Regions from separate parts of the Homo sapiens genome. Here region 1 is linked to region 2. A link is an interaction called in ENCODE POLR2A ChIA-PET data of the cell type or tissue named here. Cell type or tissue: PC-9. All regions are shown on one strand. Each heading gives the region's core, and the rest is flanking DNA. Links, peaks and the distances in the headings are about the cores only. Region 1 has its middle 370 kb from the start of IGFBP3. Region 2 has its middle 210 kb from the start of IGFBP3.

Region 1 (15,568 bases), core at 3,231-11,230, 170 kb after region 2:
TGTTTGTTTGTTTGTTTAAGTCCTCTGTTTTTCCTATCTGGCTGTTTTTGAGATTTCCTCCTGAATTCTGCAGTCTTAATACAGTATATTTAGTAGCAGGTTTCTTATTTTTTTTATCTTCTATGGTATGGTATGCATTGATCTGTATAATCCTGCTTTTTTGTTTGTTTGTTTGTTTGTTAGTTTGTTTAGTTATAGAAAACTTCCAGCCTTGAGCTCTGAAGATTGCCTCACCTCTGTTTTCTCTGCTCTCCCCTTCTAGGACTCTGATCAGGCCTGTGTTCAAATGTGACAGTCATCAGCCCAGTTCATCAAACGTGTGCAGCTGACTGCTCTGGTCACTAGCAGGGTTGCCCTTTCTGGCCTCTTTGGGTTGCCTGGGGCCATGTGCTATTACTAGCTAATGAACTGTAGGCTACAATGGTGCATATACTTTCAGCCTGGAGCATTTCTTAGCCATTGTGAGCCTTCCTGAAACCCTTTTTCTTTTACCAGGGTGAACAACGATGCTCCAAGTTGTGGTAGCTTGAGCCTTGGGTCCCAGAGTAAAGACAACAGGGAACATAGCCTCAGAGGGCTCAGAATAGACTTGTAGAGTAGGCAGTAAATCACATTTGGTTGTTTCAAGGCACTGAGATATTGGGATTATTTGTCACTATAGTTTTACAAAATGTAGCCAAGCCGAGAGACTATCTCATTATATCATTCATATTCATTCATGCCTATTTTATATATTTCATCTTATTGCACATAATTTCTTTTCCTATATCATCTATTTTCACTAGATATTGAGTTATACATAAACGTATTTAACAATTATATTATCATTTCTACATGCTTTTTTCCTAATAGTCTCATGTTGATCAGTCTTTTTTTAATTATGCATTTGAAACATTTGTATGTATCTGAAAATCTCCAGCTCTGTTGGTCTTAGGGATCAAACCTGTTATTTGTTGTTTCTGTTGATACTTAATCCTAGTGGATTTTGCTTTCTCTGGATTTTGTGAAATTTGGTTACTACCTCTTTGCTTAATCTTGACAGTGAGATCCTTGTGGACCTAAATTGCAGAGAAGTGTTTCCCAGTGTAGATTTGTTTCTGCTTCTCCTAGAAAGAAACCTGACCACCTCACTCTGCATGCAAGTCTTGACTCAGCTTTCTGATCAAACTTTCCCTTGCCCTTGTTGCTAGCTCCAAGGCTCAATTTCTTGATTGCTGTAGACATCTCTGCTAAGGCAACTCAGCATCTTTTGGATTCCTGCAGATCTGGCTCCAGTCAATCCCACCTTCTTGATGTCCCAACTTCAGCTCATTATAATATGTGTGGGTGCGTGTGTGGTTTGCTTTGTTTGGATGAGGTGGGAACTTGGAGTATATGTTTTTGTCTGCCTTCCTTCATTCAGCATAATTTATTCTGAGACTTATCCAAGTTGTGGAGTTGTATTTCATTGTGTGAATATATCATTTTTTTTCATTCATCCATTGATGGACATTTTGGTTGTTTGCAGTTATTTGATATTTCAAATAAAGCTGTTGTGAGTACCCATGTATGAGTTTTTATGTATATATATTTTAATTTTTTGGGGGGGTAAATCTAGAAGTGGAATGACTGAGTCTTAAAATAGTTGTATATTTAGCCTTATAAGAAAAAAAAAAACAGTGGTTGTACCACTTTACATTTTTACCATCAGTCTATAAGATTTCTAGCTCTTTCATATTCTTGTCAGCACCTGGTATGGGCAGTCTTTACGGTTTCAACCATTCTAATAGGTGTGTAGTGTGATCTCATGGTAGTTTTAACCTGCATTTCCCTGATGACTAATGACACTGAGCATGTGAGTCTTTGTCATCTGGATATCTTATTTGATGAAGTCTCTGTCCATATGTTCTGGCCACTTTTTGAATGGGGTTATTTTTTCCTCTTATTATTGAGTATTAAAATTTCTTTATACATCGTGGATTCAAGCTTTTTATCAGACATATTATTTATAAATATCATCTCATTTTCAAATTTGTAATTTGAGCTCATTTTACTCTTTAATATTTTAGCACATTCAAAAAAAGAGCTAAATTTTTAATGTTGATAAGATCCAATCTATCATTTCTTTTATGAATTACGCTTTTGTTGTTATATCTAAAAGACTTCTGCCTAACCCAAGGTCACAAAGATTTTCTCCTATGTTTACTTCTAGAAGTTTTATAGTTTTAGGTTTTACATCTAAGCCTCAGACCAGAGGACTTGATTTTCATTTTACTGAGTAATTGTGGACAAGTCACTGTATTAAATTGGATTCTACTTTCCTCAAAGCCTGGTAAGTGCATTGGGAGTGGGGACAGTTGACGGGAGAACAAAATAGATCAGAGAGCAGCACAGGGCCGGTAGTATGCCAAGCCATGTCTTGTGCCAGCCACTTTTCTCTATGTGCTGTAAGCTGTTTAGGGAAGTATGGCAACAACAACAAACACTGAGCTGCTTTCAGGACAGTGTAACCTCAGGGGGAAAAAGCAATTTTTAAGCCATAAAGCATTTTTAAATTTAATTTTTATTGATACATAATAGATGCACATATTTTCAGGGTGCATGTGATAATTTAATACATTATACAATTAGTAAATATCCGATCAGGATAATTAGGATATCACTTTAAATGTGTGTCTTTTCTTTATGCTGGAAACGTTCAAATTATTCTCTTCTAGCTATTTTAAAATATACAATAAATTATTGTAAGCTACAGTCACCTTGCTGATCTATCAAACACTAAGTCTTACTACTTCTATCAAATTGTGTATTTGTGCCTATTAATTAACCTCTCTTCATGTCTTCCACCCTTCTTACCCTCTGGTAACCACCAATCTACTCTCTATCTCCATGAGATCCACTTTTTTAGCGTGGACATATGAATGAAAACATGTGATATTTGCCTTTCTGTGTTTGGCTTCTGAGAACATGTGATATTTGTCTTTCTGTGTTTGGCTTCTGAGAATATGTGATATTTGTCTTTCTGTGTTTGGCTTCTTTTACTTAATATAATGACCTTCAGCTCCATTCATATTGTTGCAAATGACAGAAGTACAATACTGCAAACCTGTAGTCTCAGCTAACTTGGGAGGTTGAGGTGATGATCAGGAGTTGGTGCCCAGGAGTTAGTGTCTAGCCTGGGCAACATAAGGAGATTCTATCTTCTAAAAAAAAATTCACAGAAAGACATGTATCCCATCTCCTGACCCATAATATGGATTTTTAGTGTATGAACTAGTTTCAATGTGTTTGCTCCTCAGGTGGGTGTATGAGTACCTCCCTACTCCAAGCTTTCATCTTCCCACTGTCTGCTTCTTTAAAATGCCACCATCTGAGGGAAGGACTCCATGCAGTTTGCAGCTCCTTACTCATTTAAAACCCAGCTGCAAAAGTCTAAATTAGGAAGGTCAGATCCATAGTCTTTACAAATGGCCTGAAATCATGACGTAGCAAAAATCACTTCTAAATCTTAATAGTGCTCTGTTCCTTTCTGTAACCTCCTTTCTGTGTGCGTGCAAGGCACCACAGGATTAAATGTTTGGATGTTGTTAGAGCAGCAAAATAAAACTAATTATTTCTGCAGTGACATTTTGGCTTGTATGAACATGAACATGAAAAAGCTATCTTTTATGCATTTCTCAACTGAGACATTAGAATCCTTTATATTCAGCGATTTCTGTTTCAACAAAAAGCAAAGGGGCAGGTATAGTGGTGCACGCTTATAATTTCAGAATTTTGGAAGGTCAAGGTGGGAGGATTGCTTGAGACCAGGATTTTGAGACCAACCTGGGCAACATAGTGAGACCCTGTTTCTACAAAAAACAAAGTAAAAATATTAGCTAGGCATGGTGGCACACGCCTGTAGTCCCAGCTACTCAGAAGGTTGAGGTGGGAGGATCGCTTGAGCCCAGGTGGTCAAGGCTGCAGTCAGCCATGGTAGAGCCATTGCACTCCACCCTTGGCAACAGAGCCAGACTCTGTATTAAAAAAAAAAAAAAAAAAGTTGAAATTGCAACATGAGAATGTGAAGGAACAATTTGCTAGTCTTTTTCTTTCTATAGCATGCCTTTTCTCTAAGGTGGTCAGCCAACCAGCCATTGACAGTACTTAAGTGACAGATACCAGCTCAACTCTGCATCGGGCAAGGAACAAGATAGAGGATAGTTCTCACCACCCTTCCAAGTGACAGTGATGACTTAACAACCACCAGTGGAAAAGTCATGTTTAATAATATCTATTTTAGAATTTAGAAAATTGAAGCTCTGAGAGTTTAACTAACTTGCTCCTAGTCATGCAGTAAAAATGACAGAGCTGGGTCATGAACTCACTTAATATGGTCGAAATCTAGTGCCTGAAAAGAGAGCATACCAAAATGATTGAGCTTATTTTCACTCGGCATTTTTTAAAAATGGATTTATATCTGGGTAGTAGAAAGAACTTGTGGAATCAATACACCAAGATTTGAGGCCTTCTGTGGACTATTTGCTGAATGGGGAAATTCATTTCTCTGTTCTGTGCTTTTGCTTTATTATAAAAAGTAATCTTTTTTTTTTTTTTTTTCCAGACACGGTCTGGCACTGTCACCCAGGCTAGAGTGCAGTGGCGCAATCTCAGCTCACTGCAACCTCCACCTCCCAGGTTCAAGCAGTTCTTCTGCCTCAGCTTCCCAAGTAGCTGGGATTACCGGCACCTGCCACCACACCTAACTAATTTTTGTATTTTTAGTACAGATGGGCCATGCTCGCCATGCTGGCCACGGTAGTCTCGAACTCCCAACCTCAGGCGATCTGCCCGCCTCAGCCTCCCAAAGTGCTGGGATTACAGGTGTAAACCACCGCGCCTGGCCAATAATCTTTAAATATACTCCAAACAATATAGCTAGGGGTGTAACTTATGTGTTAGGCAACCAAAGAAGATTTTTTCTTTTTTAACATTTCTGTCTTGTATATGCCAAATTATTTTCAGTAATAGGCATGAAATAATCAGTCATCATTATTATTTTCTAGATTCATCCTTTAATGATGAAATAAGTTTTCAAAAGGATAAATGTCATTTAAAAATCCATTCTTCAAATTCAGTGAAATATTTCATATAGGAACTTACTTTAATATTAAATATAAAAATATTTAATATAGACATTTGTTCTTCCTCAACAAGGAGGTCACACCTCCCAGACTGTGCTCCAGGTTGACAGGGCCAGAGGAAGACTGAGATTGCTTCTCTACCCTGACGGTCACTGTGTCATCATTGCTGATTAGAACGTCCTGCTTGAAACTCAGGAATGTGTTGTACCCCAGGGTTTGGGCACACAGATTGCACTAAAATGGAACCCAAAGGATTTCTATGCCTTACAAATGTATTCTAGAAGTGAGCAGTTGTAGCTGAATCCTCCAGCTATGTAGCTGGGAGCAGTGATTTAGGTCATAGGCCAACAACATCTTTTTGGGGTAAAGGAGCATTTTATCACTGGTGTTGTTTAGAATCTCTGGCAAACACTGGTGATGAAAACCAGGCTGATTTTTATAGGGTTTTATGATTGTCTTTAAGTTTTCTGCAGACAATGTACCCCTCACTGCCTGCACCCAGAATGGGGGGCATGCCCACTGCCCTGCCATTGGTACAACGTTGCACAGAATTCCACTTTTGTATGATTTCATTGTGCTAAATGCCTGTGTTGCTGGAGACCTTTTAGGTCAGCTTTATTGCAACATGCAATCATTATACCTCAGCCCCTGTCTGGGAAGCTTTAGAGAGGAGGGTTCAGGAGTGAGGCTTGGGCTCCTGAGCCCATTGCTTTAAGTGGTGTTGACATGTTTGATAAGGTGTGCACCAGACCCCCTCCTTCTGGGTCAGCAGTAGCCTCCAGTGCTGGCACTAAAGAAGACTTGCAAATGAATATCCCTCTTCACAGAGAAGGGTCCACATTAAATGTGTAACTAGGAGGAAGTAGATCCTTTATTCAGCCCCTAGATCTGAAAGTGCTGCTGACCAGAGGGAAGACCCCTGCCTGCCTTTCTTCCAGTGGTGGTTCAGATTCAACAAGCAGGAACTGAGTGTTGACTTTCTGCACTTATCTGTTAACCAAGGTTTTATAACCTCTAAAGAGGAAGGAACTGGTATTTAGTGAATACCTACCCTGTTGCATGGGGACTATAATTCCCCCTTTTTTAAGAGACTAAGTTGAGGCTTTGGTTTTCAGGGCTACCTGGTTAAGAATAGAAATCTCCCAGATGTCCAGACACCAGGACTGGGTGCCACTGAGATGGCTCAGCTGGGACACACAGTCAGCACACTAAACCCAAAGCTGTCCCTGGAAACGGCCCCACTTGCTTCAGGGCATGGTGCAAAACGTTGATTTAATCTGAGAAGCTGCTCTCTGGCTTTAGGCCAGAGGAGCCACCCACCCAGCCAGAGAGGAGCCTGGCCACCATTACTCAGACCTCTCCTTTCTGGAGAGGGAGTGCACAGCTGGCTCTGTCAGGCGTGGCTCGCAGGCCTGCGGAGTCATTCTGATCCCATTACCTGCATTGCCCACATTACTCCAGAGGCCCCTGATCTCAGCCCACAACTCTGGGCAAATACATGCATCTCACCTGCACAACATCTCTCAAGGAGGCTGTGAAAGGGTTTTTTGTCTCTTGTGTGTTGATGGATGGGTGATGAAACAAGAATACCCAGGGAATGATTGATCATAATTCTTGGTCACCTGAAAGTTGATCTTATTCCTTAGTAGACTGGATTCTACTGGGTAAGGACATCGTGTAGCTCTGTGCCTTGATTTTCTAGAAAAAGAAAGCAAAACAAAACCCAAAACACAAATAAAACAATGATCAAACCGAATTAATGAATTAGTTACTTATTCCTTAAATGTGTCATTTGAGAATCCTGAGCCCATTTTGATCTGGTCTAGGATAAATAGTCATCCCTCTTACCTGTCCATCTACTTAACAAAACTGGCGGGTTACGTGCAGTGTTATTTTTAATGATTCATACTAAAACTTGATGTGTGAGAGCAATATACTAATAGTTTCAGGGAACACTGACTCAGCCACAGTCAAAGCCCTTGGGGTTTGAAATCTAAAAATAAGAAGCATGCTTTAAGAGTAAATTCCTTGATACAAAGAACAAGCTGTTTCTTAGTTCAGCATCTGGGATTACCCAGCCTTTGCTGTAAAGAAACATTCGTTTCCCCAGTAAACAGGGGCTCCCTTGGCCTCTGTCAACAGAACTCTTAACCTGGAGCCCTTGGGACCAGCAAAAACAGGCCATAAACCCCACACTTCACATGACTTTTGCCAATCCATCCCAGAACTGCCAGTTCAGGAAAGGAAGAATGAGGAAGCTGCTGTTTGGTCCCTGGCTTCCTTTTTCCTTTGTATTTGTTACTGTTGTGGTGTTTATTTATAACAGTACCTATTTTATTCCTATTTGAGTTTGAAATTTGGGCTGGAAATCAAAAATTTAAAAGCCTCCATAGTGAATAGATCAAAGATGTACTTTTCATTCCTTCTGATATCTCAATTGCTACAGACAAGAAAACACACATAAAAATACTTCTATTCTGCACAGAAATAGCCTCAAATTTAAGTATTGGAGAAAAAAAAAACAGCCACATGCACTCAGAAGGTTAGATGTGGCCAACTTTACTTACAGATTATGTTCATTTCTAAATGGTTCAGTTATAAAGTTATACTGACAGCGGCTGGGGGTCCTGGAAATTCTCTAACAGCCAACTGTTGGGTCTTGCTTAAGATGCATTTGGGAAAAGGATCTGTTCTCTGGATCCATTTGTCTGTTTCTCACTTTACTTTTCTTTCATTTTCTCTGATGAGGTTTTATATGCTACCTGCAAAAGTCTATTTTAAAAACATAGTATTTTTAATAAAACTGTTTAAAGTAGAAAATTCAAGTGCCATAAAATAATACACTAAAAAAAGTATTTCTTCTCCCGCAACCCCATACCAGGCTCACTGAGGGAGTTCCCCATGATTGTCCTCCCGCTTTCTTTGTACCTTTGCAGACATGAGTGCACAGGCATTTACGTGACAAAGTTTACCACCCCACTTCTTTACACACTTTTTTCATTTACCTTCTTTCCCTTAATCTCTAGGATTTCTTTCCTTTCATCACTTGGAGAACATTTTAATGACTATATTGTGTTTCATGGTTTCAATGAACTCTTTTTAGCCACGATTTATGACCCACTGCTGAACACTGGGAATGTTCTCCAGTCATTTCCTACCACACTGAATTCGATGAATGTGCACACATCTGTACACGTGTGTGAGCACCTATGTGTACGTATGCAGCTCAACTCACTAAAAGTGAAATGATAAAGGGGATGCACGCTTGTTTTCCACATGGCTAGAATTTCATGTTGGATGAAACTGCCAGCACTGCCAAATCAACTGCAAATAGGTGTGCAGTGAACGCTCACAACCAAACGTTTATATCCGAGGTTCCTGTTTCCCAATAACTTCAAAAGAAAAGTCCATTACTAAACATATTGGTGTCTGCAGTCTGAGAGGAGGAGCACAATATTTTGTCCTTGTTTCAGTTGTTTAACTATGAGCCAGGTTAGGTCATCTAGCAGAGCTTCAAGTGGCATTTGGATTTCCTTTTCAGGGAATTGTCTGTTTAATGCACCTTGTCCATTTTTCTGTAGTTTCTTGTCTCCTACCCTTTGAATATCTCTAAAAATATCTGTACACAGACACTCTCTCTTTCTCCCCTTTTTCTGCTACACTGGAAGAAAAAAATGACAGTATGCATTTTATTTTAGGGAATTATACATTTAAGGAAAACATCCTCCTACTCAAATTAAAGTTACAAAAATTACCCATGTTTTCTTTTTTTCTTACTTGTATGGCTTATTGTGTTCTTCTGGTGTAAACAGGCAATCCAACCAGCGTTTATTTTGGTTTAAGGAGTATTGTAAGGATGCAACTTCATTTTCTTCCATATGTATTTCCCATTGCCAGTAATGAAATAATCCATCCTTTCCTTTTGATTTAAAATGTAATATCTATCATATATAATTCCTAATATTAATTTAGTTCCATTTCTGGACTCTATATTTTCTTTCATTGATTTTTGTATTCTCAGAATAAAATTGTTGTATTCTAGATTTGTTTTATTATATGATGAGGCTTGTGCTTGTCTTCCCATTGCTTTTATCTTTTGGATATTTTGTAGACATTCTTTCATCTTAATTTTTCCATATGAACTTTGAATTATCTATTAAAAATGTTCTTTTATTACCATTATTGGTAGCATTTTTATTATTAGATTAAAGATAAATTATATGTTTTTTGAGATTCAATCTTCTCATTAAATAACGTATATGTCTTTTAATTATTCCATTTGTTAATCTTTGTGTTGCTCCATTAGTTTTTAAAGCTCTCTACTTACAGATCTTACATATTTCTTATAAAATTATCCGCAGGTGGGCTTGACTGAGACCAATGTCTGAGACTTGTCCTTCTGAAGAAGTGGATGTCTGCTGCCCACTTGTGAGAATTGCTTGCAGCCAAACGTAAGGCCGTGGGCCCAGTTAGGCACCAGAGGGCTCATCAGCTCATTGTCGCCCACTTTAGTCTGCCGAGATCCCACCCACTTGATCTTGTCGGGAGAGAAGGCTGGTTCTTCCTCAGTCACCAGGGGCCAACGTCACCCTTGCAGAGTATGTGAGCACCAAGGGTCAGCTCCTTTCCCTTAGAGTCCCCACAAGCTTGTCAAACAGCTCTTGTCATTCACCTCTAACTGCTCAGTTGAAGCATTTCGTCACTGTTAAAATTTATGACAAATGGATGGGTGTCTGCCAAACACAACTAGAAACCACAGGAAGATCGGGAGCGAGGGAAGGAGGTGGGAAGCTGTTTAGGACCTCAGGACTTGAGAAGGAGCACAGGGTGGGGGTCCTGTATCCCTCACCCAACAGAGGTGGTCACTCAGACCTGATCTTTGCTGATCCCCACCCTAACAACCAATGGCAGTATAGGCAGGCTGCTCCCTTTCCTGGATTGGATGGGAGACCCTCTGAGAACATGAGGCAATCCTGATAACACCTCAGGGGGACTGACAGGGAGACTGGCCACCAAGGGAGGCGCCCTCCTGCCCTACCAGGCAGTCCTCTGTCCACCTAGAGACACCAGGTGGGAAGGCAGAACAGGAAAGAAGTCCCCAGTCAGACAGCAGCCCAGCCATGAAGCCTCTGTGTCCTCATGGCCCAAGACCCTCCAGACTGCCTAGGCATGAGCTAGGGATGACTGAGGAGTTGAATTCCACCACATGCTGTCCTCCCCAATGGCCAGGCTGGGGAAAAACTTTCTGTCCCTCAGGTGGCACAACAGGAACCAGTGGGAGCCCCAGCAGTACCATATCTAACAAGCAGACCAAAATGACACTGAAAAGCTCTGATGAGTAAACTTCCATTAGAACCACAACCTGCAAAGCAGGTCAGACCTAACAAAGGCAACTACCGGCTAAAGTAATAGATTTAACCAGGTCCTAGAGTTGCCTTTTATAATCGGTAAATGTGTAGGATGCAGCAAACATTACCAGGAATTAATAAAATCATGACTTGAATGAGAAAAGACAATGAAATGATGCCCACACCAAGATTAAAGAGCTGCTGGAATTATCAGATGGAGTTTTAAGGCTGTCATAAAAAATGATATAGCAATTGGCTGGGCACGGTGGCTTACACCTGTAATCCTAACACTTTGGGAGGCCGAAGTAGGTGAATCACGAGGTCAGGAGTTTGAGACCAGCCTAGCCAACATGGTGAAACCCCATCTCTACTAAAAAATAATAATAATAAAAATTAGCAGGGCATAGTGACAGGCACCTGTAATCCCAGCTACTCTGGGGGCTGAGGCAGGAGAATTGCTTGAATATGGGAAGTGGAAGTTGCAGTGAGCCAAGATTGCGCCACTGCACCCTAGCTGGGTGACATCTCAAAATAATAATAAAAAAAAGATATAGCAATCTATTGGAAATTCTTCTTTTTAATGTTATATAATTAAGGTGTATAACATGATATTTTGATAAAGAAATACATAGTTAAATGGTCACTGCAGTCAAGTACATTAACATATCCATCTCCTCTCACAGTTATCATTTTTGTTGTGCATATGGTAAAAAAGCACCTGAAATCTATTTTCTGGACAAATTTATAGTATACAATACAATATTATTAACTATAGCCAGTTAATGGTGTTATACACCAGATCTATAGACTTATTCACCTCATGTAACTGCAACTTTGTACCCTTTGTCCAACATCTCCCCATTTATCCCATCTCTCTGTCTCTGGTAACCACTGTTCTACTCTCTGCTTCTATTTATTTGACTTTTTTAGATTCCACATATAAGTGAGATCATGAAGTGTTTGTCTTTTTGTATCTGGCTTACTTCTCTTAAAATAATGTTTACCAGGACTGTTCATATTGTTCAAATGACAGAATCTCCTAGAATCTTCTTTTTTTTTTTTAAAGCTGAGTAATATTCCACTGTGTGTGGAATTTCTTATCCAGAAATCTACCAATGGGTATTCATGTTGTTGCCATATCTTGTCTATTGTGACTAATGCTACAATAAACATGGGAGTGTAGATATCTCTTCAAATCTGATTTCAGTTTCTTTGAATATACACTCAGAAGTGTGATTGCTGGGTCACATGGTAGCTTTACTTTTAGTGTTTTCAGGAACCTTTATACTATTTTCCATATTCTACATCTCGTTTGATGTAGTTCCACTTTTTAATTTTTTCTTTTGTTGTCTGTTTTGTATACTCTCTCTGTATGTGAAGAGAAACTAACTCTTGTATACTGTTGGTGGAAATGTGAATTGGTGCAGCCAAAATTCACATTTCTACCAACAGTATATAAGAGTTAGTTTTTCTTTCCATACTCATCAACACTTGTTGTATCTTGCCTTTTTGATAATAGTCATCCTAACTGGTGTGAGGGGATAGCTCACTGTGGGTTTGATTTACATTTCCCTGATGATTAGTAATGCTGAGCACCTTTTCATACGTCCATTTTGTATGTCTTTGGAAAATGTCTATTTAGCTTCTTTGATCATTCTTTAATTGGGTTACTTGTTTTTTTTTGCTGTTGAATTATACAAATTGATATATATATGTAGGATATTAACTACTTCTGAGATATATAATTTACAGTTTTTTTTCTAATCTCTAGGTCAATTTTTCATTTCCTTCATTGCTTTCTTTTCTATGTAGATATTTTTTAGTCTGATGTAGTCCCACTTTTTGATATTTGTTTTTCTTGTCTGTACTTTTGGTGCAGGCAAGAAATTACCGCCAATCAACCCTAGTGTATAGGAGGTTTTTTTTTCTATGTTTTCTTCTGGGAGTTTTATGCTTGATCAACTAATTTTTAATGAGAGCATGAAGAATATACAAAGAGGAAAAGAATAGTCAAATAAATGGTGTTGGGAAAACTGGATATTCATATACAAAATAATGGCTTTGGACCCTTATCTTATATCATATGCAAAAATAAACTCAAACCATTTTGAGTTAAAGAGTTAAACATAACTCCTGAAGCCATAAAACTTCTAAAAATTATTTTGGAACAAATGAAAAAAGCAAATCTTCACAAAGAAACTGTAGTTCTTTAAAACAGAGAAAGGAAAATACAGAATTGAGGAAAAAATAACTTGCCAAGTGGGCTCAACAGTAGACTGGAGATGACAGAGGCTAGAAGTGAGGAATTTTGATGAATCAATGACAGTCATTCAATCTGAACAACAGAGAGTAAACAGGCTAAACAGATAAACAAAGACCAAGGTATCTGTGGGCCAATAACAAAAGCTTGAACATTTATATAGAATGAATGACTCTCAGAAGAGAGAAGGTCAGGCTGAAAGACTATTTAAGCAAATACCGAGTGAAAGAGTTCCAAGCTTGATGAAAGATACAAATCTACAGATCCAATAAGCAGAACAAACCTTGAATAAGATATCCCTAAGTAGATTCATTCCAAGAATAAATCATAAGTTAGATATGAAAATTAAAGGCAAAGAAAAAATTCTCGATAGTAGGTGAAAGCAAACAATGCATGACATATAGGAAAACACCAACTTGGTTGAGGTTGATTTCTTGTCTGAAACCTCAAGGAAAAGCAGTACATTTCTCAAGTACTGAAAGAATTGTCAAACACAAATTATATAACCTGTGAAATTATTCTTCAGGAATGAAGGAGAAAGAAAAGACATTCTCAACGGTTAAAAAAAAAAGGTAAAAGAACATGTTACTAAGAAGGCTGCCCTTAAAGATTGCCAAAGAGAAATTTTTCAAATGGAAAGAAAATAATAAAAGAATCTGCAGGCATAAAGAAGAAAGATTAAAAGTCTCAAAATAAATAAAACTATTTGTATTACTAAATTAAAGCAAAAAGACTACATATCAAAGTATGTTGGATGCAGTGAAAGTAAAACTGAGAAGAAAATTTATAGTCTTAAATGCTTACACTAGAAATGGATAACTATGGTCCTAAAGGAATAATTTAACTTTCTGCCTCAAGAAACTAGAAAAACAAGAGCAAAATAAGCCAACAGTAAGAGGAGGAAAGAAAATAAAGATAAAAGCCGAAATTAATGAAATTGAAAATATAAAAACATTAGAGAAAAATCAATAAAGTAAAAAGTTGCTTCTCAAAAACAATCGGTAAAATTGATACTGTTAGCAACACTGACAAAAATAAAAACAAATAAATCACCAATGTTGAGAATGAAATGGGGTAAAACACGACAGATTCTGCAGCTGAATGGCTGCAGATAAGATAATAAGATAATAAAGTAAAACTGTAAATGACCTTATATCACAAATCCCACAACTTTGAATAAATGAACCAATTCCTTGAGAATCAAAAACTACCAAAACACAACCAAAATGAAACAGAAACTCTGACTAGGCATGTAACTATTAAATAAATTACACTGGTGATTAAAAGCTCTGGAAAAAGTAGTTTCCAAGACCAGATGGTTAGAAGATGTTGGAGTAGTACTTCCCAACTCACTTTATGAGGCCAGTATCACTCTAATAGTAAAACCAAGGTAGCACACACACACACATACACACACACACCCACAGAGAGAGAAAGAGGGAGAAAGAGAGAGCGAGAGAGAAAGAGGGAGAGAGAGAGAGAGAAACTAAGACCTGTATTTTTCATTAACATAAAATTTTTCAACAACATATTAGCACCCACATCTAACAATGCCTTACAAGTATTATACACCATAGGCAAGTGATACTTATTCTGAGTATGCAAGGCTGGTGCAACATTTGAAAATGAAGCGATGTGATCCACCGTATCACCAAGCTAGAAATATCATATCAATTGGTGCAGAACAGAGTATTTGGCAAAATTTAATACTCATTTATTATTTAAAAAACTCTCACAAAAATAGAAGAATTCTCTCCGTTTGATAAAGAACACCTGCAAAACACCTCCAGCTAACATTACACTTTATGATGAACAACTGATTGATATTTTTTTGTTAAAATTCAGACTAAGGCAAGGATGTCTACTCTCACCACTTTTATTCAACATATTATTAGAAGGTCTAGCTTATGTAGCAAGGTAAAAAATGAAAATAACGGCATTTGGATCAAAAAGGTAGAAATATGAATATCCCTATTGCAGACAACTTGGTTGTCCACATAGAAATCCCAAGAAATCTACAAAAATACTCCTAGAACTAACAAGTGACTTCAGCAAGCTTACAGGATACAATATCAACACCCAAAATTAATTATATTAGTGTATATTAAAAATAAAAATGCTATGAAAACACAGGACTATTTGTAATTACTTCAAATAAAACTATATGTGCTCTGTATGATGAAAATCATAAAATTCTGATGAAAGAAATTTTAAAAGGCCTAAATAAATGAAGAGACACATTGTGTTAATAGATTAGAAGATCCAGCATAGTAAAGATTTCAATTCTACCTAAATCAATTTATAGGTTTAATGTAATTTCTGTCAAGATCTCATCAAGGTGACTTTTTCTGAAAACATAGACAAACTTCTAAAACATCTATGAAAAAGGAGAAGTCTTAGAATAGCTCTGGAAAATCTTGGGAAGAATAAAGTTGGAAGAATCACTCTACTTGATATTCTTACTATATAGCTATAGTAATCGAGACAATGTGGTATTGACTAAACAATAGATAAATACATTAATGGAAGAGACTAGAAAGTCCAGAAATAGACCCAGACAAAGGTAGCCAGTTGATATTTTACAAAAGAGCAGAACCAGTTCAATGGGGGGCATGATAGTCTTTTCAATAAATAGTGCTGGAACAAACAGACATCTAGATGCAAAAATCGATAAATAAAATAAGATAAAAACCCAGGCCTTAGACCTACACATTATGCTTTTCACCCAAATGAACTCAAATCGGATCAACTGATTTTTAACAAAGGTGCAAAAACAATTCAATTGAGGAAGCATAGCTTTGACAACAAATGATATTTGAGCAATTGGACATCCATAGGTAAAAATTATTCTCCAGTTA
Region 2 (15,568 bases), core at 3,124-11,123:
TTTCCTATATTGCTGGACTTGGTATGAATTTTTTGGGGAATTTTTGCACCTATCTTAGGGATATTAGTCTGTAGTTTTTGTTTCTTTTGATGTGTCTGTCTGGTTTGGGTATTAGGGTAATGTTGGCCTCAGAGAATGAGTTAGGAATATTCTCTCTGTTTCTATTTTCTGGAAGATGTTGTGGAGAATTGGTATTATTTCCTTTTTAATTTCTTGGTAAAATTTGCCAGTGTAACCATTGATGGTTTCCTTTTCAGAAAGTTTTACATTTTTTATTTAATTTTTAAATATATACAGTTCTATTCAGGTGATCTATTTCTCCTTTTGTGAATTTGGATACTTTGTGTCTTTCAAGGAATTGGTCCATTTAATTTAGATGATCAGGTTTGTAGGTATAGATTTGTGCAGAGTATTCCTGATTATTCCTTTAATCTCCATAAAGTCATTAGTGATGATCTTTCTTTCATTTTTGATGTTGGTAATTTGTATCTTCTCTTAGTTGGCATAGCTAGGGGTTTATCAATTTAATTATCCTTTCAAATGACCATCTTCGGTTTTGTTGATTTTCTCCATTGCTTTGTTTTCAATTTCACTTATTTATGCTCCAATATTTAGTATTGTTTTCCCTTTGCTTCTTTAAGCTTAAAATGATCCCCTGGCTGGGTATGGTGACTCAAGCCTGTAATCCCAGCACTTTGAAGGGCTGAGGTTGGAGGGTTGCTTGAGGCCAGGAGTTGGACCAGCCTGGGCAATATAGTGGTCGCTCATTAAAACCACACTCAGTGACCATTAAACAGAGAAAGTATTAGAATAGCTAAAATTTTAAAAAATGACAATACAAAATGTTAGTGAGGATATGGAAAACAACAGGAACTCTGTTGAACTCTGTCTCTACAAAAAAATAAAATAAAAAAATTTACTGAGCATGGTGATGCATTCCTATAATCCCAGGCACTCAGAAGACTGAAATGGGAGGATTGCTTGAGTCTAGGAGTTTGAGGCTGCAGTGAGACCTTACTGTACCACTGCACTCTAGCCTGGTGACAGACAAGACCCCATCTCAAAAAGATCTCCTGTTGCTAATTCCCTAAGTGGGATGTTGGATTAATTCTCTTGAGACACCTTTTCTTCCCATGCCCTCTTTAGAAGTGTGTTGTTTAATCTTAAAATATTTGCAAATTTTCCAGGAATATTTCTGTTAATGATTTTTAATTTAATTCAGTTTTGGCCTGTGAACATACCCTGTATGGTTTCTATTTTTGCAACATTTGTTCAGGTTTGTTTTATGACAGTTTATTTCTTGTTTACTTTTGCAAGATAATTTCACTGGATATGGAATTCTAAGTTGGTGTTTTTTCTTTACTTCTTTCAACATTTTAAATGTTTTATTCCACTTTCTTCTTGCTTGCATGATGTAATTCTTATCCTTGTCCCTGTATAGATAAGATTTGCTTTTTAATGGCTTCTTTAAAGATTTTCTCTTTGCCTTTGGATTTCTACAGTTTGAAAATGGTATGCCTAAGTGTAGACTTTTTGGTATTTACTTTGTTTGGCATTTTTGAACTTTCTGTGTCTCTGATTTGATGTCTGTCATTTAAAAATATTTATTTAATTGACAAGAAAAAATGTACATATTTATAGTGTACAACATGTTTTGATATATGTATACCTTGTGGAATGGCTAAATCAAGCTACTAAATATATGCATTACCTCATATGCTTGTCATTTTTTTTATGGTGAGAACTTTTAAATGTACTGTCTTAGTAATTTTCACAGATATAATATATTGTTATTAACTGAAGTCACCACAATTTACAACAGATCTCTTGAACTTATTTATTCCTCCTGCCTAACTGAAGTTTTGTGTTTTCTGACCACCATCTCCCCATCTTCTCCTTCCTCAGCCTAGGGTAACTACCATTCTACTCTCTACTTCTGTGAGTTCCAATTTTTTAGATTCCACATATGAATGAGATTGTGTGGATTGTCTTTCTGTGCCTGGATTATTTTACTTAACAAAATGTCCTTCAGTTTCATCCATGTTATCACAAATGACAGGATTTCCATCTTGTTGGAGGCTGAATAGTATTCCATTATACGTATAGACTACATTTTCTGTGTGTGTCTTAAGCATCCATTTGTGGACATATGGGTTGATTCCATATCTTGGCCATCATAAATAATGCTGTGATGAACATGGGAGTGCTAATATTGCTGCAAAATACTGATTTTATTTCCTTTGGCTATATATTCAGTAGTGGAATTTCTATGTCATATGGTAGTTCAACTTTTAGTTTTTTTGAGGAACTTTCATACTGTTTTCCACAAATGCTCTATTAATTTATATTCTCACCAACAGTGTGCAAGGGTTCCTTTTTATCTCCTATCCTCTCCAACACTCTTATCTTTCATCTTTCTTATAGTAGCCATTCTAACAGATGTGAGGTGATAATCTCATTGTGGTTTTGATTTTCATCTCCCTGATGATTAGTGATGTTGAGCATTTTTTCATAGATCTCTTGGCTGTTTGTATGTCTTCTTTTGAGAAATGTTTATTTCTAAGGGGGTTGTTTATTTCCTTGCTGTTGAGTAGTAGTTTGAGTTCCTTGTATGTTTTGGATATTAACCTAAATATTTTGTCCCATTCTGTATGTTTTCTCTTTACTCTTTTGATTGTTTCCTCTGCTGTGCCAAAACTTTTTAGTTTGATGTAGTCCCACTTGTCTATTTTTGCTTTTGTTGCCTGCACTTTTGGGTTCATAGCCAAAAAGCATTATTTCCCAGACCAATATCATGGAGCTTCCCCCCCTATGTTTTCTTCTAATAGTTTTACAGTTTCAGATCTTATATTTAAGTCTTTAATCCATTTGAGTTGATTATTGTGTATGGTATGAGATGAGCATCTAATTTTATTATTTTGCATGTGGGTATGCAGTTTTTCCTATGCCATTTATTGAAGAGACTGTCCTTTTCCCATTGGGTGTTCTTGGTAACCTTGTCAAAAATCAACTGACTATAAATGTATAGATTTATATCTGGGGTATTTACCTTGTTCCATTTGTCTATGTGTATTGTTTTTATGCCATTATCATGCTGTTTACTATAGCCTTATAGTAGATTTTGAGATCTGTAGGTAGTAGATGTGATGCTTTCAGCTTTTTTTTTTTTTTTTTTTGCTTTGGATAATTAGAGGTTTCTGTGATTCCATACAATTTTTAGGATTTTTTTCTATTTCCTTAAAAAATGTCATTGAAATTTTGATAGGGATTGCATTGAATCTATATATCACTTGGGGTGGTATGGTATGAACGTTTTAATAATAATTTTTACAATCCCTGAACAGGATATCTTCAAGTTACTTGTGTCTTCAATTTTTTAATAAATGTTTTTTAGTTTTCAGTGTGAAGACCTTTCATATTCTTGATAAAATTTATGCCTAAGTATTTATTTGCAGCTATTGTAAATGAGATTGTTTTCTTGATTTCTTTTCCAGATAGTTCATTGTTAGTGTATAAAACACTACTGAGTTTTGAGTGGTGATTTTGTATCCTGTGAATTTACTGAAGTCATATATTAGTTCCTACAGTTTTTTGGTGGATTTTTAGAGTTTTCCATATATAAGATCATGTCATCTGCAAACAGAAACAATTTAACTTCTTCCTTTCTGATTTGGATGCCTGTTTTCTTTCTCTTGCCTAATTGCTCTGGCAAGGACTTCCAGTACTATGTTGAATAGAAGCGGTGAAAGTAGGCACCCTTGTCTTGTTCCCTCTCTTAGAGGAAAAACTTTCCACTTCTCTGCATTATGATGGAGTATGATGTTACCTGTGGGCTTGTTGCATATGGTCTTTATTTGGTGTCTGTCATTAATTTTGAAAATCTCAGGCATGATTTCTTCAAATATGTCTTGTCCTCCTCTCTCCCTTCTACTTTCAGCATTTCAACTGGCTGCGTATTACATCTTCTGCTATTTTTGCATGCTTCTCGAATGTTTTGTTCTTTTTGATTTTTCTTTAATCTCTTTTTCTCTTTGCATTTCAGTTTGTGCAGTTTCCCTTGACATTTTCACAACCACTAAATCTTTCTTCAGCCAAGTCTAGACTGATGAACTCATCAAAGGCACTCTTCATTTCTGTTCCATGGTTTATTTTGACTTGTACATTTCCTTTTGACTCTTAAGAGTTTCCATGTCTTTGCTTACGTTATCTCTCAGATCTTGCATATTCTACTTTTTCATTTTAGTCCTTAACACATTCATCATAGTTTAATTCCCATCCGATCATTCCAAAAATCTCTGCCACTTCTTACTCTGGTTCTTATGCTTGCATTGCTCTTTTCTGGCCTTTATGCATGCCTTGTAATTTTTATTGAAATCTGAGAGGCATGGTCTGATGGTGATCTCCCAGGCTCCATCCTCTGCATATGGGTGAAAATTCTTACCCAGCCTAGCTCACCTAAGTTTTTATGAGAATCAGCTGAGAAACTTTATGTGAAAGTGCTTTGTAACATGCATAATAATATTCAGGCATCATCCAGATGCCTGAATCTCTCTGGTCTTCTGGTCTGGGAGAGCTCAGTAAGATCCCTAAAATATAAATTTCATGGTTGTGGAAGCTCCAACTCCTCCTCTCAACTGTGCTAATTTATTTCTAGGCCCCTCTGCTATTGCTGTTGTCTCTCTTCCTTCAGTTTCTGTGCCTGATCTGTGCATGTCAGCCTGATACAACATTCCCTGGTCTCTGCATAAAAAGAAGTTACTAGTCAAAATAACAGAATTTACTGAGGTTTGCAGTGTTACGGCTTGATAATCCATCTCATATTGCACAGGTAACAATTTACAAAATAAATCCTCTTTCCCCCGTTTTCTTGGGCCTTCCTCCACACCAGCATAGGTGGGTTTATAGCCCTGAGCTCTAGGGAGCTTCTGTTTATAAACAAATGCTCTCCCAAAAAAAGAAATTTATTTTAAATATATAGACACAAGATATGTGTGTGTGTGTGTGTGTGTGCATGCATGTGTGTGTTTGTGTAGTGAGAGAGAGGTGGGGAGAGAGAATGGGGAACAGAAATACAGATATAGATATATAGATGTGGATATCAAGTGTCGTATTGACATAAAGGTAGACATACATGGTAATAGAACAGAATACATAAGCTAGACATAGACTCCCATATATAAAGCCGATTGATTTACAACAGAAGTGTCACAGTCATTCAATTGGATAAGAATATTCTTTTCAATAGATGGTGCTGCAGCAACTGGATATCTGTATGAAAAACATACCCCTGTATGTTTTTATCTCACACCACAGTAAAAAAGTGAACTTGAAGTTGGTTATGCACCTAAATGTAAAAATCAACAATTATATAAATTTTAGAAAAAAATAGAAAAATCTGTATGATCCTGAGGTAAGCAAAGATTTCTTAGATAGAACACCAAATTACAAACCCTAGAAGAAAAAACCTGATAAATTAGACTTCATTGAATTTAAAAGTATCTGTTTTTCGAAAGGCACAATTGAAAAAATGAATATCCAAGTCACAAACTGTGAGAAAGCCTTCACAACACACATATTAAAGATGTGTGTCCAGAATATACTAATACCTTCTACAATTCAATAATAGGAAAACAAACAGTCTAATGTAAAATGGGCAAAATTTGAATGGTCACTTAAGAGGGAGACATGTGAATGATCGGTAAGTTGTATGAAAATGTGTTTGGCGTCATTAGTCATCAGAGAAATGTACATTGAAACCACTGTGGGATACCGCCTTACATCCTTAGAATGGCTAAAATTAAAAAGTCTGGCAAGCCCGATTTAGGATTTGGAGCAACTGGATCTCCCCTACATTGCTGATGAGAACATAAAATAGAACAACCACTTTGAGAAAAGGTCTGGTGGTTTCTTGTAAAGTTATAAATATAATTCTATGGTATAGTGCTTCTACTCTTAGATATTTCTACTAAGAAAAATTTAAATACATTTTCTCAAAAATAGTTGTATAATAACAAAGAGCTTTGTTTATAATGACCCCGAACCTGATGAAACCAAATGTTCCACAAGAAAATTGATAAGTGACTGTGTGGTATATCCATCCCATAGGATATTACTCCACAATAAAAATAAATGAACTACTCATACATGCGGTGGCATGGATAATTCTCAAAAACACACTGAGTAAAAGAAGCCAGAAACTTCATGATTCTATTTATATGAATATCAAGAACAGACAAAAAAGTTATGGTAATAGACACCAGAAGATTTGCTGCCTATGAGAGGTGGGAATTGATTGGAAGAGGGCATGTGAGAACCTTCTGAGAAGACAGATATTCTATATCTTGATAGGAACACGGGTTAGACGTGTACACATTTACCAAAACACATTTAATTGGATAGTTAATATCCATACATTTTAATACATAAACCTTTACATCAACATAAAATTAGAAAGATTTTTAGTGTCAACCACCTAGTGTCCCTGTTTTAGACCCAGGAGTCCAACTCTTCCTAGTAGGAAGACCTTGGCATAGGATATCTGCCAAGAGCATGCATCCAGGTCTGTTTGCAGCAATGCTATCATTACAATTAAATCCCAGGTCTGAATTTCAGTGCAAGTGCAAGATACCTTGCAGCTGTAAAAGATAAGTGTCTTTCTTTACCCTGCCATGGAGGCTGTGTGAACTTTCACAACGTGCCCTGACTAATTAGACTAGTTAGTTAGTTAGTTGACCTAAGCCTATTATTTCTGTGCTTACCCAAGACTTCTAATGCTGGTAAGAAAAGCTAGCCTTTCCTCTCTCTTTATAATTCCATTGCCTCCATGTCATATACATGCCAAACTTACTCTGTAAAGAGTCAGTAGGCATGAGAGGGAAGAAGGGAGAAAGAGTTGGGGAGGGACTTTTACATCAATTTTAAATTTCTAACAATAATTTCATTGCATTGGATAGTAGCTAACTCCCTGTTCCTGGAAGAGTTCAAGCCAAGATTTATGATGCTTGTTAGAAACCTCAGGGGAAGGAATAGAACACATAAGCAGGGATTAAATAACATGGTCTTTATGGTTCTTTCCAACTCTCATTCATTCACTTATTCATTCCATCAATTCCATTATTCATTCCTGTTTCTGCCACTATGCCAGGCTCTGGTAGATGCAAATGATTCTCCTTAGCCGTCAAATGTACAGCCATTTAAAACCTTGGTTCCAGAGGCCTATTTTTATCTCAAATGTGCACATCTATTTGCAAGCAGAGATGACAGGTGTGGCTGGCCTTTTCAGCTGCACCTTTTCATTGCTGCTATCTGATGACACATTTTCCCTTATGCCTATAAAGTGAATTCCTTAGAGATGATGTTGCTTTTAGCTTGAGGTTTCTAGATGGAATCAGCACTTGTTTATTTGTTTGTTTGCACGTAGAAGTCTGAACCTCTTGCTCTCACCTATTTTTGAAAACATCCCACAACCAAAAAAAAAAAAATCTGGTTACAGGAGCCCAGAGAAAGCCACCCTGATGAAGTGAGGCCTTGCCTAGGTGCACGGTATCAGTAAGGGAGGCACTGTGTTCCTGCATAGGAAAGAGTTCAGGCTGGCTGCCACATAGACCTGAGTTCAATTCTGATGGTGCCTCTCGCCAGCAGTAGGATTTGGGGCAATGCACTGATGCACCCTACACCTCTGTTCCCACAACTGTAACATGGACATTATGAATGTGTTCCATCCCAGGTCAGCAGGATTGTCCGATGAATTCACATGCCTTAAATGCTTCAAATCTGCCCCTGGCACTGTGTGTTCTCTACCTGCTGATTATTTTTTTATTATTCGCAGCATTGTTATGTAAGTTAGAATCATAGAAAGGAGTTGGCATTAAACTGTGACTTGAGAGACAATTGGTCCTCACTCTATTAGAAAGGAGCTTGGTGATGATGGTGAGACATTCATTGGGCCGCATTGTTCCTCATGTGTAAAATAGGGAGATGAATTTGTGGGTTTGACTCACATCGCATGCTGCTCTTTGAATTGTATTAATTCCCTTCTATTATTTAATACTTTATTCATTATCAAAATTAAGACAGTTCTGCATTGTATCAACTCCTCCAATTTTAAGCAGACATAACCTTTAAAAAACACAGGAAAAATTAGTAGTGAACAATGCACCTTTGAAATTGGGAGAAAGGAAACATGTTAATTCAATTATATTCCCTTCTGGCACCAGGAGTTCTACAGATGTCCACCTCTTCTTCAACTCTGGACACTGGCCAACATGAATGTGTACCAGTTGCTTTGAAGAATCGTTGAATGATGCAAGTGTGAATTTAATTACCAGATGCTCTGCTAATTAGAGGTCTAAAAGGTAAGGAAATAAGTGTGAAAGCAAAAATTTAAATATAACATATTAACGTATTACCATAGCTAACAGAGAAATCATACAGAAACATATTTCTTGAAAAGAATGATCCTGGTATTTGATTGGCATCTGCATGTTTCTTACATAGATCATTTTTAATTTTAAATATTATGCAGATAAAATACTATTTGTTGCTAAGATTTATATTCAAAGATTCACATTTAATCAATCTTTCTTCTCTCCTTCTCTCTCTATCCCTCCATACTCCCCTTTTCTGTCCCTCTTTGGTTTTTTCCCCCTTAAACCTTCACTGAGGAAAGCTCACATGACTCACATGACTTCCTAGTGACAACTTTACTTCTAGAAATGAATGAGATGGAGTCCTGAAACTCTGAGGTCTCAGCTCCCAGGCAGGGCAGGGGCGGGGAGAGGCTGCATGAGGGGAGCTCAGGGCTCTGGCCACAGTAAGCACAGATACCTGCTCCTGCAGAGCACCAGGCAGGGTTGGCAACTGCTGCAGTGGCTCCATCTTGGAGTGATCCCCAAGTCTAGTGAGAGTTCACCAAATGTATATGAGAAGGAGTGGCTTTCCTAAGGGAACTGATGCAGAGAGTAGAATGCTCCAAGATGGACAGTCCCATGGGAGGATGACAAGGAAGGGGGTCGTCAGAAGTCCCGGGGACCATGCTGAGGAGTTCTGCTTTCATCCGAGGGGTGGGGGAAATCCCTCTGAAATTCTTTTTTATCTTCTATTTTATTTTAAATTATTTTTTATGAAATAGACATGAAAATTTATGTAAAACCTACTAATGCCATTTATGGAATAATAATAAGATGAAAACCAATGGTTCAAATGTCTAGTTTCAGAAGCATAGCCTTAGCAGAGTTTTTGGGAGCCTATCCATAGTTCTTCCCAATTACTTTCCTTACCCCCTTCCTACATTTTGGGTTTATCTTTCCTTGATATTTTAGTTTTATCACATATGCACGGGTCTCTAAGCATAACATTGTTTTGCCTTTTGTGTTGTTGAGACATCCTGCTCCACATGTCCTCTGATTCTCATGTTTCAACAGCGTGGATATGAGGTTCATTCTGTTCCACATGTCCCTCTGATTCTCGTGTTTCAGCATGACATCCTCATGATTCCACATGACATCCTGCTCCACATGTCCCTCTGATTCTCGTATTTCAACAGCGTGGATATGAGGTTCATTCTGTTCCACATGTCCCTCTGATTCTCGTGTTTCAACATGACATCCTCATGATTCCACATGACATCCTGCTCCACATGTCCCTCTGATTCTCATGTTTCAACAGTGTGGATATGAGGTTCATTCTTGTGGACTTTGTAGCTGAGGGACATTCAGATTCACTACTGTACCTCATGCCCCTGTGCTAAGGATCACAAGCTACTTATCATTCTACAGTAGAGCTGATGAGCATTTGCATTGTCTCCAGTTCTTGGGTTAATTAATGTGCTGTTCTGAGCATCCTTTCTCATTGCTGCATCTCACTTTTCAGCTGTACTAAAGTGATGGGAAATCATTTCGCGAAGTGGTTGTAGATCCCAACAATACTGCAGAAGAGTTGCTGTTGTGAATTATTCAAATTCTCTTTAAGCAGAGGAATGAGCTGTAGAAAGATCATTTTGGCTGCAAGATGAGGGATGGGTTGGAGTGGGGCCAATTTAGAGTCAGAGACTAGAAAAGAGGCTTGAGTGTGGAGGGTCTGAAACCAGGAGGCCCAGGGTCTCAGTGGAAACAGTGGCAGGGGAAATGGAAGGGACGGGACGCTTGGAGAAATCTTAGCAATCAGGCCTGCATATGGATTTTCTGGTTTGAGGAGTCACAGTGGAGGCCATGAAGATCCTGAGGTTTGCAGCAGACACCTGTGGATGGCAGCACTGGCTGCTGAGGTACAGGGTCCTGTAGTAGGAGATAAGTGGGCCGAGGAAGAGGAAGACATCATTCCCTGAACCCCAAACTCTCCTAGCTGTTCAGTTAAAAAAACACATTAAATATATTTTCAATAGATAAGTACCCTTTTCCTCAAGCATTTATCCCATTTCCTGGAAAGTAGGCGGTATTTAATAAAAATGGATTGTAATTTGTATTCTCATGATGTCTTAAGAGAAGAAATATTGCCCAAAATGCATAGTTTTAGTTTCTAGAGTTCTTGAGGAAAAACTGGGGAAACGGGTCCTTCAGTGAACACTCACAGCCATCTGGCCATTCAGGTGTATAGTGGTCTTCACACTTGAGCCCAAGGACATCTTGCAACTTTGTTCTTGATACGTGATTGTCTTTCCAGAGGATGATTTTCTGAAAATGGTTTAGAGTCGCTAATTGCTCTATGCTTTGGTTATTTGGGTCATGGTCATATGAACTTTTTACTTGTTTAGCTTAGACTGTCTTAAGTGACATATATTTTCTGAAAACAAACCAGCAATCACAATGCTTCAGCCTGCATAGGAGTGAGTGGGCAGCTTATTTACTAAGTAGTATGGAAGACTTCTGAAGACCCAGGTCATAACTGCAAGTTAAACTCAGACCAAATGGGACTGGCTCAGTCAACCCACTTCCATTCACTCTAAGGTCCTCAGAACAGGGGTGTCATGAAGAAGCCACCACCACCTCCTCCCCACTCCTGTGGCATTCAGCCTCTTCCTCATGTGTTCCCCTCTTCTCCGCGGCCACCACATCATGTTGTCTGAACTTGGGGAAGTTCCCGCTTTCATCTTCGCTCCACCCTCCTTTCTTCTGCCTGATTTCAGATTCACTGCTCTTTGACCCTGGACTATCGCACCAGCTTTTCCACTGTTCCTTCTGCCTCCACCCTCTGCCTGCTTATTGGTCCCTGTACTGGCTGCCAGTCATTGTCCTAAAATTCAGAATGGATGGATCCTTCATTACCACGCTTAAAAAGCCTATAGGCTAGTCCCTCTTGTCTCCTCCCCACCCACCCATAGAATGAAGTCTGGAATCCCCAGACTGAAAACAAAGCACTTTGGTTTGGGTGCTGAGCTATCTTCCTTGCTCATTCCAGCCTTCATAAAACCCAACCTGTGGCTTCTTCTCACATCTCCCCTGTTCCTGACTGTGTCATGCCTTTCTTTTCCTCTAGGTTTTTGCAATGCTCTTTCTTTATACTTACTGTAGGCGATGTCTGGTTAATATTAATATTCCTTAATGTGATCCCAGGACCATAGTATATTAAAGTTAGTCTTGGGTTGAAATCTTAGCACTGATTTATTTTACTCCTGGACCTTGGCAAATTATGTAATTCATCTTGCTTTCTTATCTGTACAGGTTCAGCATCCCAAGTCTGAACATCTGAAATCTGAAGTGCTTCAATATCTAAAAATAAATTTTAAGCACCATGATGATGCTCAAAGGAAATGCTCATTGGAGTAAATATAATGCAGATATTCCAAAATCTGAAAAAACTCAAAATCTGAAACACTTCTAGTCTCAAGCATTTTGCACAGGGGATACTCAACTTGTAGTAAGAAGGATAGTGGAAACTGCTACTCTAGATCGCTGACAAAATTAGATGGGGTACTGCAAATATAAGTGCTTAATATTTACTCATTCATTCGACAAATATTTAATGAGTGCCTATTTTGTGCTAGATATTAGGTTAAAGATCTCTATGGGGCTTTATAGCTCCAAGAATAATACTTATATAGAAAAACATAATTCCATGTAGTGAAATAAACCTTTCACTACATTTTTAGAGTGCACAATGAACAAAAGCTTCAGGGCCAGAGAGACATATAGAAAGGGACTTCACTTAGTCTGGGGGAGTCAGAGAGGGATATGATTTAGGGTTGGGGACAAATAAACCCAAGTTTTCGGTTGCTTAAAATTCAAAAAGTATGTTTATCTCTTAGTCCAAGGCTAGCATTTCGGGAGGCAGTCATTCCTCATGTGGTTGCTCAGAGGCCTGTGGTGACAGCTGCTGTCTCATTTCCAATGTGTGGCTTACCCACTGCCTGGGTGTTTCTGTCACTCAGAAAGGGAAAGGCAAGGAAGATCACCTGGGAACTTTGTATGGGCCAGTGTGGAGTGAACTCATCACACTGATGAGCAGTTCTGGGCCTGCCAGGACTTGGTGGCCTGGCCATTCTGAGCTGCTGAGGACGCTGGGCCATGCAGTTGAGACAAGCCATGTGTGCTGAGCAGGAAGAAGAAACGGACTTGGTTCAGTCTGGATGGGATGAAGAAAATGTGTTTCATCCCTGCAGGTGCCCAGAAACAGGGAAGCACATTCTGGCAGAGTGAGTCCTGCTGTGAGCTGGAGCAGCATGGAGCCCGGGTATTAGAGAGTGCAGAGAACTAGTCCTAGGGGATTAGTTGTCCCAGAGTCCACAGGAATGTTGAACCTTGTGTGAAGAGCAAGGCTTTCAAACAGGAGATTTCCATCGGCATGTTTGTGTGTTCATACTCCCCCTGTGGCTGCAGCCTGAGAAAGCAGCACAGAGCTGGGATACTGTGTCAGTACTGTAGTGAGGTCTGGAGGTACCTGAAGCATGAAGGCAGCATGGGCGGGGGCCACAGCTGGCAGCACAGTTCACTTGCTCTCCACACTGGGTCAGTGGCTGCGACTTTTATGCATTGGTTATGTTAAGGTTTATGATTCCAAGATGTTAAACATCCTAAGTAAGCTGAGACGCAAACAAATGAAAAGACAGAAGAAATGCCATGAAGTGAAATGTGTTTGAAGTGTTCTTCCTCTGGGTAGAACTTTGAAGAAAGGCAAAAAAATTTTAAGTGTATGATGACTGCTCTGTGACAATTTGTAAGCTAATATTACAATATTCTCTGAGATTGCAACACACTTTTACAAAACAATTTGATAACATATAGTGCTTTAATGTCCTCCTGAAAAAAACAACTTTAGAACAGTCAGGGTATCAAATAGCTATGTTCTAAATATTTTTGTGGTGGAAAATGCTATATTTCCCTTGATTTTTTCTTTGAGTCCTGCCCTAGGCTGTCCCTGCTGTCTGACTGTGTTTGACTTGAGCCGAGTCTTAGATTTCTCTTCCTCTAGAATCACTCTACTGGCTTAAGAGGGTTGGGCTGGGAAGACTTCCTCGTCCTCAGCTCCAATACCACAAGAAAGAGCAGCCTGGTTATTTTCTTAGTCGATATGCCACAAAAATGCTCTTTCCGTGGTAATAGGGTTTACATACAGGACGGCTGTGGCATAGCCTCTGCCTGGGAAGAAGATGGATTTTCCATTTAGGCTCGTCAAAGGCTTTGGAGGCCCCTTCAAAGTTAGCATGTTGGCTCACAACTCAACTACACCAAGTTGGTTTTAAAGCAGTAAGATTGTCATTCATTCTTTTTCCTTGGGGTGGATTTGAAACGATTGTCAATATTTTACAGGATCTCGCCTTACTGGGATCACAGCAATAGCAATGACCACAAAAGTGAGCAAAGAGAGAGGGGGAAGTTCTGCAAGGAATCACCTACTCTGTCTCCCTCCTCCTCCTTCTCTCCCTCCTCCTCCTCCCCCTCCTCCTCCTCCTCTTTGACGATGTAATTCCAGACATTTTGTATTTTTCTAATATTTGGTATTTTTCATCGTAACAGCACCTGTGGCCACTACAACAAGCAGTGCCTGTTATACAATGTGTCAGCCCCAAGCTCTCATCAGTGCCCAGGAGAGCCAGGCTCTTCTCCTCTTGCTGTCCGATGGCTGGCGTCTCTGGGGCATGTAGCTCAGTCATCGCCAGCTGCTGTGAGTTATTCCCATCCAGCCACAAAGTCTCCCAGCTGGACTCACTTCTGAAACATCTGCCCAGTCCCCCATGTGAGCTGTGGGGCTGCATCCTGTGAAGGAAACAAGCTCCCACCAGCAGGTACTCCACTTGACCCTTGATCTTAGCCAAAAGGCTGAGAAGCCATGACTGAGAAGCCATGAGATATTCCTCTTTAATTATGTTTTACCCTACTGTGACTGACAGGACCCATCTGCTTGGTGAGGACACAAAAGACACCAGATCCCTTCATGTGGGATGGGAGAGGGTTGAGCCAGGCCAGTGTCATGGGGAAGACAGGAATCATACAGATCAGGGAGCTCGGTCCAGAGTCAGCCACCATGCACCTCTGGCGTTCTCTTCTCTCTGGAGCAGTTTTGCTTATTTAGTTTATCCACTCTTCTACTCGTCTGTCTAGCTACATATTTTTAACTTATCTAAAAATATTTATTGACCTCTCTATTCTGAAACACACTTGCCTGGACAGAGAAAACAGGGAAAAGGAACCTTCCCCGCTTCCCCACTGTAAGATTTGCCAAAAGGGAGAAGAGAACCAATGGTCACAGCCCCAGCTCTGGACCTCCTCTTTCCAGACAGCTCCATCCTGTACCACTGGGTCCTGGTAAGTGCTCCTGGAGGCCCCCATCCCTACTTCCTGTGCCACCCAGGGCACACACAGGGGTACAGTCCATACTGGGGAAGGTGTCTGGCGTCTCAGAACCCAGAGTGTGGTCTAGGAGGGAGGGGACGCAGGCACAGTGCGGATGTCTCTAGCCCCACAGACTTTCTGTCTGGCAGGAGGAGGTAGGCCAGGGGCTGGAGCAAGGCTGCCTACAGCATTGGGAGCAAGAGGCCTCTCCAAGAAGCCCCAGTCACAGGCCTCTCCTGTGTGCACAGGCACTGTGTATTGCCCAAATGGCTCTTCCCTTTGTCAGCCCAGAGCACCTGCCCTCCTGTTCCTTCCAAAGCCCTCCACTGAGGCTACTTGCAAATTGTCAGGATGTTCTTTGGTGTGTGGAAAGCCTCCTGATTAGGGATCTACCCCATCTGCACCCTACTACAAACACAAGATGAAAGTGAAAGTTCATGCCCATGACATGCACTGGGATCATTGACCCATCTTTCTTAATATTGATTCCCATTACACACACACACATACACACACACACACACACACACACACTAATTCAACCTTTATGTATTAGTCTGTTCTCACACTGCTAATAAAGACATACCCAAGACTGGGCAATTTATAAAGGAAAGAAATTTAATTGACTCACAGTTCCACATGGCTGGGGAGGCCTCACAATCATGATGGAAGAGCAAGGGACATCTTACATGGCAGCAGGCAAGAGAGAGCTTGTGCAGGGGAACTCTCCTTTATGAAACCATGAGATATTGTGAGACTTATTCACTATCATGAGAACAGCACGGGAAAGGTCTGCTCCTATA

The links. ChIA-PET counts read pairs that join two places held together with the same protein. Peaks named below come from ENCODE experiments on the same cell type or tissue, not always from the same donor. Only the 100,000 strongest peaks of a DNase experiment are listed, where the experiment ranks them.
Region 1: POLR2A ChIA-PET joins it to region 2 with 10 read pairs; 2 of 35 experiments call an interaction of 5 or more read pairs at or near these places.

What each region holds. Positions count from the first base shown.
Region 1 is chr7:46,284,754-46,300,321 of GRCh38, forward strand. No RefSeq gene overlaps it. Among named protein-coding and RNA genes, the nearest start is that of IGFBP3, 370 kb to the left of the region's middle. RefSeq lists an enhancer at 6,245-6,324. In PC-9, for the core only: no CTCF peak of the experiment used is centred there; DNase peaks (open chromatin) are centred at 6,548 and 7,038; H3K27ac peaks cover 2,328 bases.
Region 2 is chr7:46,119,782-46,135,349 of GRCh38, forward strand. No RefSeq gene overlaps it. Among named protein-coding and RNA genes, the nearest start is that of IGFBP3, 210 kb to the left of the region's middle. In PC-9, for the core only: no CTCF peak of the experiment used is centred there; a DNase peak (open chromatin) is centred at 7,350; H3K27ac peaks cover 2,115 bases.